3 separate regions of the Homo sapiens genome follow, and all the other regions are linked to region 1. Evidence: chromatin contacts called from ENCODE Hi-C or POLR2A ChIA-PET data. All regions are on one chromosome and are shown on one strand. The core of a region is the stretch at or near the end of the contact, and the rest is flanking DNA. Distances in the headings are between cores, read along the strand shown.

What was found. Hi-C counts contacts between places; a loop is a spot of excess contacts on that map. ChIA-PET counts read pairs that join two places held with the same protein, here RNA polymerase II (POLR2A). Pooled maps may share reads with other maps.
Region 2: a pooled map shows a loop between it and region 1 (2.3-fold over the local background). The contact joins the promoter of GATAD2A here to the enhancer-like site in region 1. A Hi-C loop is called at or near these places in 1 of 168 maps with a recorded cell type or tissue (naive thymus-derived CD4-positive, alpha-beta T cell) and 8 of 50 pooled maps. POLR2A ChIA-PET finds 5 or more read pairs at or near these places in 3 of 52 experiments (Panc1, T-cell and WTC11).
Region 3: a loop to region 1 is called in a pooled map, with 2.9 times the contacts of the local background. The contact joins two enhancer-like sites. A Hi-C loop is called at or near these places in 9 of 50 pooled maps. POLR2A ChIA-PET finds 5 or more read pairs at or near these places in 2 of 52 experiments (GM12878 and activated B cell).

What each region holds. Positions count from the first base shown.
Region 1 is chr19:19,589,533-19,593,106 of GRCh38, reverse strand. All of the region lies in intron 2 of PBX4 (PBX homeobox 4), which reads left to right. Among named protein-coding and RNA genes, the nearest start is that of PBX4, 27 kb to the left of the region's middle. RefSeq lists enhancers at 1-491, 1,605-1,654, 1,815-1,974. Within about 2 kb of position 1,851, at least 16 of the 41 ENCODE cell types and tissues checked have a DNase peak (open chromatin) inside an H3K27ac peak, as active enhancers do; they include GM12878 and Panc1, where a contact is called at or near this core.
Region 2 is chr19:19,404,018-19,407,591 of GRCh38, reverse strand. GATAD2A (GATA zinc finger domain containing 2A) reads right to left here and starts at 1,917. Exons shown (of 12, transcript NM_001384528.1): 1 at 1,573-1,917. RefSeq lists silencers at 1,046-1,125, 1,686-2,235 and enhancers at 946-1,852, 2,356-2,415, 1,853-2,761.
Region 3 is chr19:19,444,071-19,447,644 of GRCh38, reverse strand. The region is part of intron 1 of GATAD2A (GATA zinc finger domain containing 2A); the gene reads right to left. Among named protein-coding and RNA genes, the nearest start is that of MIR640, 11 kb to the right of the region's middle. RefSeq lists an enhancer at 1,525-1,644. Within about 2 kb of position 1,569, at least 8 of the 41 ENCODE cell types and tissues checked have a DNase peak (open chromatin) inside an H3K27ac peak, as active enhancers do; they include GM12878, where a contact is called at or near this core.

The sequences.
Region 1 (3,574 bases), core at 602-3,101:
CAACAACGGCAAAGATTAAGTCTGGTGGGTATTGATGGAGCCTGGGCAGGCAGCTCGGGGCTTCCTCGAGTTGTTCCCCAGAGCCCTGCACAGCCTCGGGCAGACCCTTTTCTCCCGTTTTACAGATGGGCAGTGGGAAGCTCTAAGAGACAGGGGCCTCCCCAGGGCACACCAGTCACCCACAGCCAGGCTGCATGCCGCCCCACCCCGTACACTGTCCTCACTCATGAAAGGGACCCAGGGCCTGTCCCTCATGGCCGGCACTCATGGGCCCCACACACCCACCTGTGTCATCTGAACAATGACCATTCCTGGCCAGCGCAGGGTCTAGGATGCGCTATGTTCTCAGGGTCTGTCCCGGTGCCTTTCTGTTTTTGTTGATTGAAAAACTGTTTCTGGTGACTGATACATACTAACTGAAATCCCTTTCATCCAGTTCCCCTTATGAGGTTCAGAAGATTCAGTGTCTGGGGGCCTGACTTAGAACACAGGGCTTATCACTCACAGCAGCCTGAAAAGAACGTGGTCCTCCATGTAAACCTGGCATCACCGGATGCACTGCCAGCAGTCCCTGGTGAACCCCAGGAATGGCCTGTCGGAGGTATGCAGGCAGGTCCCTCAAAGCTTGTCTCCTGGGGTCAGCTTCACCACACCACAGTGTCTGGGTGTTCCTGCCCTGCGGTGGTCTCTGAAGGCCAAGGACACCCTCAGCGTATGCATTTCCTCCCAAACCCTCCTTCCCAGAAACAGCTGTCCTCCTCGGTGTCTAGAGGAGCTGTTCTGAGAACAAAATAAACCCTGATTAGTTGCAGAGCTTTGAATTTAGCTGGGAGAACCAGATACGGGCCACAGTCCCTTTGCTGAGACCCTGGGACTAGGTATGTTGCAGAATTCGAAAGCGTTGGATTTAAGATGTGTCACGTTGGCCAGGTACAGTGGCTCACGCCTATAATCCCAGCACTTTGGGAGGCTGAGGCAGACGGATCACCTGAGGTCAGGAGTTCGAGACCAGCCTGGCCAATATGGTGAACCACCCCCCCACCTCCCTCACCCACCCATCTCTACTAAAAATACAAAAACTAGCTGGGCATGGTGGCGGGTGCCTATAATCCTAGCTACACGGGAGGCTGAGGCAGAAGAATCACTTGAACCTGGGATGTGAGGTTTGCAGTGAGCTGAGATCACACCACTGCACCCCAGCTTGGGCGACAAAGTGAGACTCTGCCTCTAAAAAAATATAAAAATAAAAAATAAGGTTTGTCACATTGATGTTCCCAGTGAGGACTGAGGCGTGGCCTGAATTCACACAGTGGTGTTTGGCACCAGAGCAGGGACAGCCTGGCACGTTGGAATGTGTCAGGCTTTACCTCCACATGAGCATGAGTGACAGCTTGTGTGAAAAGCTTCGGATCTCAGATCTCGAGTGGGTAGGCAGCTCCGAGGCGGTGTGCTGAGCCCCAGAGGCCCCTTGCAGACCCACTCGGCCATCCCATCCTGGGCCGTTCTTGAGAAGGGGCCTGCTTTGCCTTCTCCACCCTGTGACTGTGTCTCTGGGGAACAAGAAGTTTCTCAGCCAGGGCTGTTGTGCTGCAGGAACCCTTGCTGTGCTGTAGGAACGCACAGAGCCCCATTCAGAGGAGTAAATGTAAATAATGCATAACATCAGGGAATGCCTTTTTGTCTTCCTGACTAATGATTGGCCTTGCTAGTAGTTGGCAGGCATAAGCCATTCTCATTCTTTCCCTTCCTCGTCAGCTGGTCGGATCTGTTGCAATTACAGAATCGGGTTCTGTAAATTCAGCCAGGAAGCTGGGGTGTCATGGTGCTCATGGGGCTTTCCTGGGTCCTAGCAGTCACCCTGAGGCCTATGAGTCACCTCTCTGGAACTGAGATCCTTTTTCTAATTAGCTGTACCCTGGGGCTGAGTCCCATGTACATTTCTTTAGGGTTCTTGTGGGAGTAGACCCCGGCAGCTGGGGGACTTATTCTCCAGGTTGATTGGAGTATCCTTTCCTCCCCTCAGTCTCAGGGTAACTCACAAATTGAGCCCCTGAGTCTCATCAGCTGGGTGGCTCCAGATACTCAACGCAGGGCTGTTTACATTTGAATTAATTAAAACCAAATGCAATTAACCAGTGCATTCCTCAGCCACACCAGCCACATTTCAAGTCTCAGCAGCCACACAGGGCTGGTGCCTCCTATAATAGAAAGGTCTAGAACATCCTATCATTGCCAAAGTGTCTGTTGGACAGAGAAGTGGATCATTGTATATAAATATACAGATTAAGGAATCTGAAAACAACCTGATGTCCATGATAACTAGAAAAACAAAATGTGTGTCCAGGCGCCATGGCTCACACCTGTAATTCCAGCACTTTGGGAGGCCAAGGTGGGGGGATCATTTGAGGTCAGGGGTTCGAGACCAGCCTGGCCAACATGGTGAAACCCCGTCTCTACTAAAAATATAAAAATTAGCTGGGCGTGGTGGCATATGCCTGTAATCCCAGCTAATCGGGAGGCTGAGGCGCGAGAATCACTTGCACCTGGGAGGCGGAGGTTGCAGTGAGCGGAGATCACGCCACTGTACTCCAGCCTAGGTGACAGAGCAAGACTCTCTCTCAAAAAAAAAAAAAAAAGAAAGAAAACAAAACAAAACGTGGTCCATCCATGCAATGGAGTATTATTCAGCCATAAAGAGGAATGAAGTATTGGCACAGGCTGCAACATGGGTGCACCTTGAAAACATGATGCTGGGTAGGAGAAGCCAGATGTGAAGTGTCACATCACATGCTGTGTGATTCCATCAATATGAAGAGTCCAGATCAGGCAAATCCATAGAGACAGGAAGACTCGTGGTTGTCCCGGGGCTAGGGAGGGGGCGTAAAGAGTGACTGCTCATAGAGACGGGGTATCTTTAGGGAGGATGAGAATGTTAGCTAGTGGTGGTGGTCGCACAACCTTGGAAATAAACTAAAAACCACTGAAGTATTCACTTTAAGCAGATGAATTATATGGCATGTGAATTATATCTCAATAAAGCTTACCTCAAGGATTGAGGGTCTTTGGTAGGGGCCGTATCTAAAACAGTGTGCCTGTAGCTTAAGGCCTTAGTGCACATACACATTCTTATGAATTAGCACTTCTTTGCTGCCTCTTAGGGCTTAACCACTGACGGAAACTGTCTTGTGTGCTTGCACTTTTCTGGTTTGTCTTCTGACCTCTGACTCCTTTCCTGGAAGACCAGCATCAAGAAAGCACAAGGCAGATCTGTGGTTCATCTCTGCCCTGTTGTGGGATTGGCACACCGTAGATACTAGGGAGCTTCTTTTTTTCTTTTGAGATGGAGTCTCGCTCTGTCACCCAGGCTGGAGTGCAATCGTGCGATCTCGGCTCACTGCAACCTCCACTTCCCGGGTTCAAGCGGGTCTCCTGCCTCAGCCTCCCAAGTAGCTGGGATTACAGGTGCCCGCCACCATGCCCAACTAATTTTTGTATTTTTAGTAGAGATGGGATTTCACCGCGTTGGCCAGGCTGGTTTCGAACTCCTGACCTCAGGTAATCCACCCGCCTCGGC
Region 2 (3,574 bases), core at 668-3,167, 190 kb after region 1:
GCCAGGGAAATGCTCACTAGGGTTCGCAAACTGCAGCATTTGTGGGCTCTAGAGCACCAAGTACGGGCTGCCTGGCTCTGCCTCACTACTAAGAGGCCTTGAGCAAGCCGCCTGGCCTCCAGCAGCCCCAATTTCCTGACCTGTAAAGCGCAGATAATACTTCCCTACTCCCCACGGGATTGTTATAGGCACTGAATATGTCTGTGCAGGGGAGCTTAGCACACAGTAGGCACTCAAACCCGAGGGCTAGTATGAGCTATCAGCCCTCCACAGCTTGTGGTCAGGTCTGACAAACTACTGCTTAGCATATGTTAACAAACTGGTGCCAACAAACATTATTTCATGTAATCTAGTTTAAAAGAAAACTTGTAACGACTACCAGAAGAGTTAAGTCAGTCAACAGGACTACAGTCCAAGACTGAGACACCCGCACAGAGGGCTCTCAGTTTCTGTGCTGCCACAGCCAGGAGGTGTCACTGTGTGAATGGGCACACAGAACCAGAGATGTAACCAGCACTATGTACTCCAAGAAAACTGAAAGAAGTAAACTGGTAGGAAGAAAGAAAATTAAAGGCTCAAGTGACTCACTCGGACTTTGATCTAAAGAATCCACAGCTCTTAAGATAAGGATGAACTATACACCTAAAGACGTTAAGTCAGACCTACAAAATTTTGCCCTGTGCAAAATTCTCAGGGCAGAAACACGCACCTAAGGGTTGTCATTCACTTCCTAAGGGAGGGGTCACCATTCATTTCTGGGTCCCAGTGTGCGCACAATCCAAGTGTCCGTCAGGCTCTCAGCCTGGGCCCTGCCCATAAGCCTTTCCTTGTTGAAGTGATCAATTCCGATTCTTGGCAATAATCCCTTTAAAAGGCCAGCTGCTGCTGTCTAGTCACTGATGCCGACCCACTCTAGGTGGGAAAAAAGAAATCAATGGAGCCACCGCCTAGATGGGGAGGCAAATTTAAAGTGTCGGGCCTTGAGAAAGGCCGGAGATCAGAGAGGGGAAAGGGTCCCGCGGCTCCCGGGGGTTAGGCAGGAAGGGCGCGAGCTGGGGGAGGGCCGGCCCTCCAGGCGTGGGCGCGCGGGGACTCTTATTCTGACACGGGATCCGCCGCCGCCGCCGCCGCCGCCGCCGCGGGGTTCAGCGTTGCTGCCCAACCCGCCCCGGACCCCCGCCCCTGAGCGGGACCCCCGCCCCGCGCGCCCACGTGCCGTCTTCCCGCCGCCTCCACCCGTCCCGACCACTCGGAAGAGGCGCCTCGCGGCCCAGCCCTTCCCCCGACCCCGCAGGAAGCGCAGGACGGAAGCGGGGCGACGCCGCGACTTTCCGGGACCCCCGCCCGGCCCCCACGTGCCCGGGCCGCCTCGGGGCAAGGAACTTTCCAGGGCAGCGCAAGAAGACGCTCCCAGAATACAAGGAGTAGAACTCGCTCGCTCTCACTTTTCCACGCTCATGCAGGGGTCCTTCAGAGCCCCCCGAGGCCCCGACCCTGCGCGGCCCGCGCCGCTCCAGTCTCAGCCGTGCGTCCCCAGCCCCCGCCCCCCGCCAAGTTTGGTCCAGAACTTACCGGGCCGCGGGTCGGCCGGGCCCTAGGGCAGCGCGCAGGTTACGGGGGCTGCTGGTCCGGGGTCGCCCGCGGGGCCGGGCGGCGGAGGGGCCGGGGACGCCGGGCCGCGCGCGCTCGTTCCGCCTGTGGGGCCGCCCGGGCCCGCGGCGCTCGCTGCGCCGGTCCGCCCGCCCGCCCGCGCCGCCGGCCAGATAATGCGCCCCTCGGCCGCACACATGGAGCCCGGCGCCGGCGTCACCGCCCGGGACATGCGCACCAGGTCAGCGCGCCCGGCCCGCGGCCCCCAAAACACCGGGGAGCTCTTAAAGGCGACGCCGCCCGCCCGCGCCCGGCTGGGCGGGGCGTGGCGACCGAGGGGCGGGGCCTGACGAGAAGGGAGGAGCTCGTGGGCGGGGTTCCAGGCGTAGAAGGCGGGCCCCTGAGTTGAGGGGGCGGGGCCGGACGGTACCGCCCCGGAAGCACCGCCCCTCTCCGGCGCGCTCCCACGCGACACCTCGTTGGGCGCGCTGGTTTCCCACGCGGGCTCCGGCTGGCTCCCTCCCCGCCGAGTCCCAGCGCCCTCCGCAGGCCGAAGGGTCGTGGCCAACTCACCGGCGGCAAAGCCGGGCGGGCCGCACCCAAGGCTGACTCACGACGCGCTCACTGCTGACCTCGCGCCAGCTGAGCTGGGCGACCTCAAGCAACTCAGGGTTGCCTCTGAAACGCGGGTTAGAATGTCACCCCCGCGGGGTCGTCACGCGGAAGCTCTTCTCTGGGAACTTCGGCCCCGGTGTCTGTGGGGAGGGCGGGGTGTGGATCGGCTGAACGATCACTTCTCCAGTGCAGTGAACAGAATTCTACAAAGAAAGCTCCAGACCCACCCACCTCAAGACACTTGGGGACGACTGCTCTCCCTCTCCAGTTACCTCCCAATCTGCCCTCGTGCCTCAGGGAGAAGGTGAAAACCCCTCAAGAAAGCAAATCTGCACCCCTCCCTCTCCAGTAACAAGGAGGAAACACAGGAGACAGAATGAAAGCCTGAAAGAGAATGGACTTTGGAGATGTTAAACTACATAAAGCGAAATACAATTTCAATAGGGAAAATATCAAGTTCATGGAAAATCTACCACAAGAAGGCTCTCAATACCAAAATCAGGTTCTGAGGAATCCCCAAAACCGCCTCTTTTCATGTTGTTTTAAAACAAACGATTCCTGATGAGACACCTAGACTCCTGAAGAGTGGTGGTGACATGCTTTATCGCATACCCTAATAAATCTATATGTACAACTGAAACAAAAGTTTCACCAAACATAAATTTACCACATGCAACGTACTGTTTTCTTTTTTCTTTTTTTTGGAGACAGAGTCTTGCTCTGTCGCCAGGCTGGAGTGGTGCAGTGGCGCTATCTCGGCTCACTGCAACCTCCACTTCCCAGGTTCACGGATTCCCCTGCCTCAGCCTCCCCAGTAGCTGGGATTACAGGCGCGTTCCATCACACCCGGCAATTTTTTTTTTGTATTTTAGTAGAGACGGGGTTTCACCATCTTGGCCAGGATGGTCTCCATCTCCTGATGTCGTGATCTGTTCGCATCGGCCTCCCAAAATGCTGGGATTACAGGCATAAGCCACTGCACCCAGCCTGTACTGTTATTTCTATTCTACTTCATTTGAAAAGAAAATCAATGTAACGCCCAAGAATAATTGGGTCTCAACCGCAAACCTGAAAAACACTTCATGTAGAACAAATTTTACAAAATTGTTTTTCTAAAAAAAAAAAAAATTGTTTTTCTGCTGTATGTCCCCTTAAACAGAGTTCAAAAAAGCTCCTAATTCTGTGTTGAGTTCTACATACAATTGTCAACTTTTTGTAGTTTATTCCACCCCGCCACCTCACACCTCCCCAAACACACCGCCCTGCCCCCCAAAATCTTCCCACTACTTAATGCAACATCTGGCACAACCTCCCCTAGGCCAAAAGAGAATTCAACCTAAAAATGATACAAAATACAAACTGTTGACTC
Region 3 (3,574 bases), core at 320-2,819, 150 kb after region 1:
CAACGCAGCCCCAGCCCGTGGGTCTACCCACAAACAATCCTTGCAGCAGGTTCCTGCACAGCTGTAAGGGCTGGGACAGAAATCCTACTTCTACCCTCTACCTTGCAAATGGAACTCTTCCCCTCAGGGGTGGGAGGAGTCTGTGTATAGACACCCACACCAACCTCTGGGCAACAGCTAAGCTCAGCTGTGCCATGAAGTGGGGGAGTGGGGGGTCTGTATCAGTGCTTCTTTGGTAAAACATGATACTTAATAATACGGAAGCAAAGCCCTGGCCAGAAGGTCCTGCTGGCCTGACCATAATCCAGCCACCCCTGTGCCCGTCCCCCAAGTCCAACCAACCCCTCTCCTGTTCTCTCAGCTGGAGCCACACTGACATCCTGGCTCACTCCCACCTCAGGGCCTTTGCATCTCCACTCCCCCAGGTCTCAGCTGATAATGCAAAGTGAGAAACGCTTCCCCTCCACACATGCCCCCCAGGGGGTCTCTATCCCCTTTCCTGCCTCATCACCACTTGACATGCTATTTATTCACCTCTCTGTTTGTGGGCTTCCACCCCCAGGATATCAAGGGACACCTATTTCTCTAGCACTACCATCCAAGGGCCCATGCAGGCACAATGCTTTGCACAGAAGAAGCAATGTATACGCATTTGTTAAACAGATTTGAAATAGTACTTTCAGAACTCCCAACTACCACTGCCCTTCAACCTCCTTCCCGGTTAATGCCAAAATGTCTTCATCCTGACAGAAAAGATAATGATCAAAACCAAACAAAACCTGGCCAGGCACTATGCAGTGGCCCACGCCTGTAATCCCAACACTTTGGAAGACCGAGGAGGGAGGATCGCTTGAGGCCAAGAGTTTGAGATCGGCCTGGGCAACATAGTGAGACTGTCTCTACAAAAAAATAAAAACAAAACAAAATCTTTACATCACCCCATATATGAAAATTAACTCAAAATGGATGAAAGACCCAAGTATTAGGAGCTAAATCCATAAAACTCTTAGAAGAAAAAACACAGGAGAAAAATGTCATGACTTGGTGTTTGGCAAACAGTCTTACATATAAGCACAATATCAAAAAAAGAAAAAAGATAATTTGGACTGCATCAAAATTAAAATCTTTTGTGCAAAGGGCATTATAGAATAAAAAAAAAAACACCCATAGAATGGGAAAAAATTATAGCAAATCATACACCTGATAAGGGTCTAGTGTCCAGAACATATGAAGGATCCTTACAACTCAGCAACAAAAAGACAAGCAACCCAATTAAAAAACAGCCAAAAGACTTGAACAGACATTTCTCCAAAGAAGAGAGACGAATCACCAATGAGCATGTGAAAAAGACTCTGTCTCAGTGTCATTAGTCATGAGGGAAATGCAAATCAAAACCACCATGAGAAACCGCTTCACACCCACTAGGATGGCTACAATCAAAAAAGCCAATTAAGTATTGGTAAGGATGTAGAGAAATTGGGACCCTCATACACTGCATAGTGCAAAGTAAAATGGTAAGAGTGACATGGAAAACGGTGGAAAGTAAAACGGTAGAGTGACGTGGAAAACAGTGGAAAGTAAAACAGTAGAGTGATGTGGAAAACGGTCTGCCAGTTCCTCAAAAAGTTAAACGCAGAGTTCCCACATGAGCCTGGGCAGGGCCTCCAGCCCACGGCATCACCATGCTCCCGAGTGTCCTGCAAGTCCACTTGTAGGTATATCCAAGAGAGCTGAATATAGGTATTCAAAAAAAAATGTGCAGGTGAATGTTAAAAGCAACATTATCCACAATAGCCAAAAAGCAGAAAACAACCCAAATGTCCATCAATGGATGAATGGATAAACAAAATGTGGTCCATCTAGACAATGGAATATTATTTGGCCATAAAAAGGAATGAAACTCTGACACAATGTGACTGAACTTTGAAAACATCATGCTAAGTGAAAAAAAGTCAGACAAAAAGGCCACATATTGCATGATCCCATTTATATGAAATGCCAGAAGAGGCAAACCCAGAGACAGAAAGTAGAATAAGTGGCTGCTGGGAGGGTGGAGAGCAGAGTCAAGGAAAAGGCAGTGACTGCTAATGGGGACAAGGTTTCTTTTGGGGTGGGGGTGATGAAAATGTTCTAGAATTACAGGTGATGGTTGCACAATACTGTGAATGGGTTAAATGCCACTAAACAACACACTTTAAAAACGTTAAAACTGGTGAATATTCTACCATGTGAATTTTACATGCTTTTTTAAAGAGGTGAGAAAAGAAAACAAAAACAAAAATACTAATTCCAATAGCCATGAACCCCTCTAGAGCTACTAAAATACTAACAGGCAAAAGCAGGTTTGCTGTGACCCCAACAGCACAGAACTGGGTCCTTCAGTAAACATGCTCCTTTTATACAACAAGACCCCAAACAACCACACTGCCATCAGCCATCAGCCATCAGGGTAGGCAGCCTCTATGTCACCACCAACCACGAGTCCTACAGGACAACTGCAGGAGGCTGCAGCAAGCCCACTGTACACATGGGAACTCAGAACCATCTCCCAGCTAAAGATCCAATGCCTGGGAGTATGAGAATGTGGGACACATAAGGGAGAATTCACCAAGGAGGAGCCAAGGCAGAAAGAGGAAGTGGCCTCAGAGGGCTGGAATCACAAGAGTTACTACCAGCAGAGCCCCACCTCAGCCAGGCCTTATCACAGGCCCTACACTGCCTAAAATCCAAATAAAACAAAACTGCCATGGTGGCTTTTTTTTTTTTTTTTTTAAGGGACGAGGTCTCACTCTGTTGTCCAGGCTGGAGTGCAGAGCCACAATCATGACTCACTGCAGCCTCAACCTCCAGGGCTCAAGCAATCCTCCCACCTCAACTTCCTGAGTAGCTGGGACTAAAGGCACGCACCACCACACCTGGCTAATTTTTGTACTTTTTGTAGAGACGAGGTCTCGCCATGTTGCCTAGGGTGGTCTCAAATTCCTGGGCCCAAGAGATCCACATGCCTTGGCCTCCCAAAGTGCTGGGACCAACAGGCATCATACACGGTGGTTTTACACTAACACACTATTGGGGAAGTGCCACAGGCCTCAACGTCACAAGGTGTTTCACTCATTTATTTGTCCAAATACCTGCTTAAGTTTCTACTTAGGGATCAGGGACACCCTTGGGGTGCCAACAACGATAGGCCTCCTACTGGGAGCTGCCTCAGGAGCCCCAAGGAGAACACTGGAGTGGGGGGCACAGCAGGCACAGCACATACCGGAGAGAGGCAGGGTTGAAGTCCCTCACACACTGTTCGCTGGGTCCCTAGATCACAACTCTAAGCACTACTGTTCACGAAACAAGTCATGTGCAAGTCCAGCTAACCACCTACTTTATCCACTCGTGATGGGCTACGACTGCTGTGGATGGGCAATACCAATGGGGAGGGGAGAATGGTTTTCATCATAGAGTCAGGGTACTGGAGTGGTAGTCAGATGTGCCCCAGGTACTGAGCAGGGAGGCGACAGGAAGGAGGCCCAGAAGCTCATGCCCTTAGCTGTCCAGTCAAAGCCAGAAAGCCTGATTCACC